2 separate regions of the Homo sapiens genome follow, and region 2 is linked to region 1. Evidence: read pairs that join two places in POLR2A ChIA-PET (ENCODE). Cell type or tissue: IMR-90. All regions are shown on one strand. Each heading gives the region's core, and the rest is flanking DNA. Links, peaks and the distances in the headings are about the cores only.

Evidence for each region. Peaks named below come from ENCODE experiments on the same cell type or tissue, not always from the same donor. Only the 100,000 strongest peaks of a DNase experiment are listed, where the experiment ranks them.
Region 2: POLR2A ChIA-PET joins it to region 1 with 5 read pairs; 1 of 35 experiments calls an interaction of 5 or more read pairs at or near these places.

Annotation. Positions count from the first base shown.
Region 1 is chr10:78,258,860-78,261,770 of GRCh38, reverse strand. No RefSeq gene overlaps it. Among named protein-coding and RNA genes, the nearest start is that of LINC00595, 7.0 kb to the left of the region's middle. In IMR-90, for the core only: a CTCF peak has its summit at 1,507; a DNase peak (open chromatin) is centred at 1,370.
Region 2 is chr10:78,773,879-78,776,789 of GRCh38, reverse strand. No RefSeq gene overlaps it. Among named protein-coding and RNA genes, the nearest start is that of ZMIZ1-AS1, 290 kb to the left of the region's middle. In IMR-90, for the core only: no CTCF peak of the experiment used is centred there; a DNase peak (open chromatin) is centred at 1,229.

The DNA.
Region 1 (2,911 bases), core at 269-2,768:
TCAGATTATTTGCTACTGGGGACCTACCATCTGCTAGGCACTGTTCTAAGTGCTGGGGATACAACTGTGAGCCACGGCCCCTGCCCTCCTGAAGTTTACATTCCCATGAGGGGTCCAGGCATGCAACCCAGCATGGCCACGCAGCTGGAAAGTGCTCTGATGGGAGAAAGGCAGAGCGAGCATTGCAAAGCATGGGAGAGAGTTGGAGGGCTGGAGAGAAAGGAAGAGAGTGCTCCAAGTGGTGGGGATGCCTCTGCCAAATCCTGCGGGTCAGAAGAGCTGAAAGTTCAGCACACCCAGTGGTCAGCATTTGAGGTGAGGAGTTGCAGGGAGACAGGTAGCGGTCAGATCATAGCCAGCCTCCTAAACCACTTTAAGGAGTTTGGAATTCTCCCAAGAGCAACACAGTCTTCAAAGGCACTAACATAATCAGGTGCATAATGGAGGAGGATTTTTCTGGCTACAGAGAATAGGGGAGATCAGAGAGAGCTGCATAGAGGAGGCCAGTTCCAAAACTGTTGTCACGGGTGAAGGCAGAGGTGAGGAGAGGGCGGTGAAAATGGAAAGGCGGCCTTAAGAAGAAGCTAGAACTTGTAACATGCAGTAATGAGTAGCCACAGGAATGGGAGTGGAACCAAAGATACTTCCAGTAACTATTGAGCACTTACGGTGTGCCAGCCACTGCCATAAGCTCTTAGTGGCATCATCTCGTTTAATCCTACAACAGCTTTGTGAAGCAGATATGGCTATTATGCCCACCTTACATATGTGGAAACTTAGGTTCATAGAGGTTTTCCTCTCTGACTTACTTTAGGACAAAGAGCTAGCAACTGGCAGGACCAAGATGATTCAAGGTTTCATGAGAACCAGGTGGGCGTGCATGTCATTGCCCTGAAAGGAAGAAAGGACCCAATGGGCTTGTCTGAGGACTGGAGGACATTAAGGCAGCAATGAACAGGGGAATATGTGAGTCTGAAGCTGAAAGGTAAAAGAGGTAGCTTTGGGAGACTCTGTGTCTAGAGAAAGGAAGCTGCTGAGGAGGAGGAGGAGGTGCTCCATATTACACATGTAGAGTAAGAAGAGAAGAGACCAAGGTCAGAGCTCTGGGAAGCACCAGCATGTTGGAGGTGGGCAGAGCAGGACGGGGAAAGAGAGGGTCAGCTGTATGCCTGCAGTTCATTCTCTACCTGTAGGAGAGACACCCCAGGCAAGACAGAAAGATGACCCCATCAAATCCCCTCATAATCCTTCCAGGGACAGAGCCTCTGGCAAACACTCTAATGATGTTGGCCAGCAGAAGCTCTCTTATCTATGGAATGCTTTTAGCGAGACGTGCCCTATCTGCCTAAAACCGCTCGCGGTAAACAAACCTGGAACCTATGGATTTATGTCAGATGGCTCCCTGGAAAATGTTGTGCAAGCTATGAAACTAGCAGAGAAAAAAGTGAAGATGTTTCAGGACCCAAATAGCTACGCTTTCAAGAAGGATGGCTCGCGTGTAGCACGTAGAGACCCCTAGTGATAAGTCTGGGCCAGGGCACAGCCTAATGTGGCAAAAAAGTCCTGGGAGCTGTATTGTGGTTCAGACTTCACACTTTACCCGGGCCTCACAATTATTTGTATCCTTGCAGTTATTAGTAAGGCTTAGTACTGGTTGAGATCTCTGATTCTTATGAATCCAACTGGACAAGCTGACCCTTTTTATTTTAGCTCAATAACAGAAACTTGGTAAACTGTGCTACAATCATTTGAATTTTCTGCCTAGCTCTGGTGCTGAGCCAGGCTAGTGGAGTAGCTATTTGATTATCCTGGAGGATAAATACCTAGAGACAGAAGAGGAGCCAGGCTAAGATGTGGATTTTGTCCAAACAGAAGCAATAGGACACCACTCAAGGCCTGAATGGAGAAGAGTGACAAGGTCAGACTGAAACTGTTCCTAAGTCACCATGTGAAAAATAGTGGGAGAAGGCACACTTAGAGGCAGATAACCCAGGGAGAGGCCCATCCAGTAGAAAATCTGGGGGGCCCTGGACAGGGCAGGAACAGTGGAAGTGAAAAGCAACTGGGAACTTAAGACCTACATAGGGGTTAGAATGTACAGGACTTGAAGATTGGTTGGGTCTTTGGCGGGGGCAGTGGAAAAGGAGGAGTCGACGTTTCTCCCTTGCATAACTGGTTGGGCAATGGTGCCAGTCACAGGGAAGAGGAACATGGGACAGCAAGCATGGAGATGATGAGAAGTTCTGCTTTGAATGTTTCCACTGTCTGGCACATCCTCAAGAAGGTATCTTGTAGGTAGTTGGATATGTGGTTCTGAAGCTCAGGAGCAATGACTGGGCTGGAGATAGAAAGTGGACTTGTCTTGGTTCATTCATGCTGCAACAATAAAGTACTTGGGACTGGGTAATTTATAAGGACAGAGATGTATTCCTCACATCTCTGGAGGCTGGGAAGTCCAATATCATAGCGTCAGATCTGGTGTCTGGTAAGAGCTGATCAACTCTGCTTGCAAGAGGGTGGCTTGCTGCTTCATCCTCACATAGCAGAAGGACAAAAGGCAAAAGGGGCCCAGATGCTTCCCTCAAGTCCTTTTAAAAGGACACTAATCCCATTCATGAGGGTGGAGCTCTCATGACTTACCACCTTCTAAAGGCCCCACCTCTTAACCCTATCACATTGGGTCTTAAGTTTCAACACACAAATTTTAGGGGAACACAGACATTCAAACCTTAACATTCTACCCCTGACCCCTCAAAATTCATGTTCTTCTCACATGCAAAATACATCCATTCCATCCCAATAGCCCCAAAATTCTTAACTCGTTCCAGCATCAACTCAAAAGTCTAAAGTCCTAAGTCTCATCTAAATATCATCTAAATCAGATATGGGTGAGACTCAAAGGTGTGATTCA
Region 2 (2,911 bases), core at 118-2,617, 520 kb before region 1:
AATTTATTGTTAACTTTTTATCATGGAAAATGTATGCAAAAATGGAATAGCGAGGGCCTCCCTTATACTCACTACCCAGCTTCAATAACAATTGGCATTTTTTGTTGTTGTTGTTTTTAAATCAATTCCTCCTGCTTTTCTTCTTTTTCTCTTCCTTCCCCCTCTTTTTTCCTCCTTTTCTTCTTCACTTCATCATTCTCTGCTGGAATATCTAAAGCAAACACCCAACATTGTATCACTTCACCTGTAAATACGTCAGTATGTGTTGCTACTAGTTAAAATATTTTTAAACTGAAACCACACATCTATTATCATACCTTAAAAAGTAAGCAATAATTTTTAACATCATCTAATAACCAGTCTGCACATCATCTCATTTAATCCTTCAAATAACCCACTGGAATTCAAAATATGACTGCTCCCATCTTTCAAATGAAAATTGGAGTGAATGAGATATTTAAGTAACTTGTGCACAGTCCCCCAGCTCACATGACAGCCACACAATACCTGCCTCTGAGCCTTGTTCATTTCTTTATGCCTTTGACAAATATTTATTCTGCAGCTACTCAGCCCTAGCGTTGTTGGAGGTACTTGGGATGCAGCAATAAGTCTTACTGCCTTGGAGTTTATAGGCTACACCTTTGCTCCTCAAAGTGTGGTCCAGGGACCAGCAGTTTGGGCATCCCCTGGGAGCTAGCTAGACATGCAGAAATACAGCCTTGGCCCAGCCTGTTGAATTGGAATCTGTATTTTAATAAGATCCAAGAGATTTGTTGCTATGCACACAGAAGTTTGAGAAACACTGCTTAAGGCCACATTTCTCACCCCTGGCTGCCCATTAGAATCTCCTGGGATGCTTTTAAAAATACTATGCCCAGGGCCCACCCAGAAAAATGAAGCCAGAACCACTGATGATGTTTACAAATTTTCTGTACAGATAGGATTGAGAATTGCCCACCCAGTATGATTGTTTTAAGGATAAATGAGCTGAGATGAAATCTCTAGCATACTACCTAGCACACAGTAGATGCTAAATTAATGCTATATATTTTTTCCCTTTGCTTTTTCAACCCTGTTCCTGGGACCCCCCACAGAGCTGTGTTCTTGGGTGGTGTGTTGCCTTTCTCTGATCCGGAGACATTCTTTGGCCACATGAGCTTCCAACTGGAGTGTTACTCTTTGCTGGGAAACCCCAGAACTGTAAACATGGGGCCTTTCCGTGGGAAATCAGGCTGCAAGACAGACATGAGCTTCTCCCCTTCATGACCTGGTTTGCCGAGTCGGGCTGAGAGCTGCAAACAAAAATAAATAAATAAGTGAAGGCTCAGCCGTGTGTGCAAAGAGCTTTTCTTTCACTACAGCCGGATCCCAGGCCAGACGTTATCTCATCCAGCTTTCTCCCGCCAGGTGACGCGGCATGGGGCAGGTGCCACCAGCTGAGGCTTAAGGGGCAGAGGCTATGGTTTGAGTCGCCAGGCAGGCAGGAGAGGGCTCTGACCTTGGACCTTGGGACAGAACAGCCTGGGCCTGGCCTGACCACACTCTGTGGCCTCAGGGACAGGAATGTTTTCATGCTGGTGGTGGGATTGGCAGAATCCCATGGTGGTGGGGGTGGGCCCGTGTGAAGTCTCCACTCTCCTCCCCTTCTACCGATTGTCAGGATGCTCTCCATGGGGCTGTTTACAGGACTGTAAATGAGCCACAGCCCACGGGGAAGCTGGAGAGGAGTCAGAGGTCCTGCTATGAGAACCAGCAGGGGTCAGGTCTCCTGAGTAGCAAGCACTTCAGGCAGATTCTCCATTCAGCCATTCGTTCGGTGGGAGGCACCACTCCCTATCCTTTGAAAACTGGGAGAATGAGGTCTGCAAATTAGGAGGGGCTTACCAGGGTCACACAGGCTGCTCTAGAGATACCAAGGCCTGAGTTTTCTCTAAGATATGAGAGTCAGGGCCCAAACACTGCCTGGGAAAGGTCCATGCATGCCGAGTGATATCCTTGTCCCCACACGTTGGCTACTCTCAGGATGTGGCGAAATGGAGCCAGCAGGCAAAGAAAGGGGAGGGGACTTAGGCAATACTAGGCTCTGGTCCAACCTTTGGGCTTTCTGGGACTTGGGACTTTGGGCAAGTCACTTTACCTCCCAATGTCTCCGATTTTCTTTCTTTTTTCTTTTTTTCTTTCTTTTTTTTTTTTTTTTAGATGGAGTCTCACTCTGTCGCCCAGGCTGGAGTGCAGTGACACGATCTCGGCTCACTGCAAGCTCCACCGCCCGGGTTCACACCATTCTCCTGCCTCAGCCTCCCGAGTAGCTGGGACTACAGGCGCCCGCCACCACACCTGGCTAATTTGTTTTTTTGGTATTTTTAGTAGAGACAGGTTTCACCGTGTTAGCCAGGATGGTTTCGATCTCCTGACCTTGTGATCCACCCGCCTCAGCCTCCCAAAGTGCTGGGATTACAGACGTGAGTCACCGAGCCCGGCCCGATGTTCTTATGTTTTATGTGGTGCACTGCCTCCAAGCTCACGGTGGGGCTTCGAGGAGTGTGAATAAGAAGGCAGATTGGGAAGAGCTGCCTGGATGACAGGTGCTCCCTGCAAGGGATGGTGAGTAGCCTGCACACTGCACATGCGCCATTGCCACTCCTCACCACCGCACCCACAGCAGACATCACTAACTGATCCCAGCCGTTCCTCTTACTGAGTGAGGACGTCAGACCATCTCATTCCACACTGCCCCAGGCAGCCACGTCCAGTATAGCAGTGCTTGTGTGTGTGTGTGTGTGTGTGTGTGTGTGTTTTTTTGAGACAGAGTCTAGCTCTTGTTGCCTAGGCTGGAGTGCAATGGCATGATCTCGGCTCACTGCAACCTCCGCCTCCTGGGTTCAAGCAATTCTCCTGCCCCAGCCTCCAG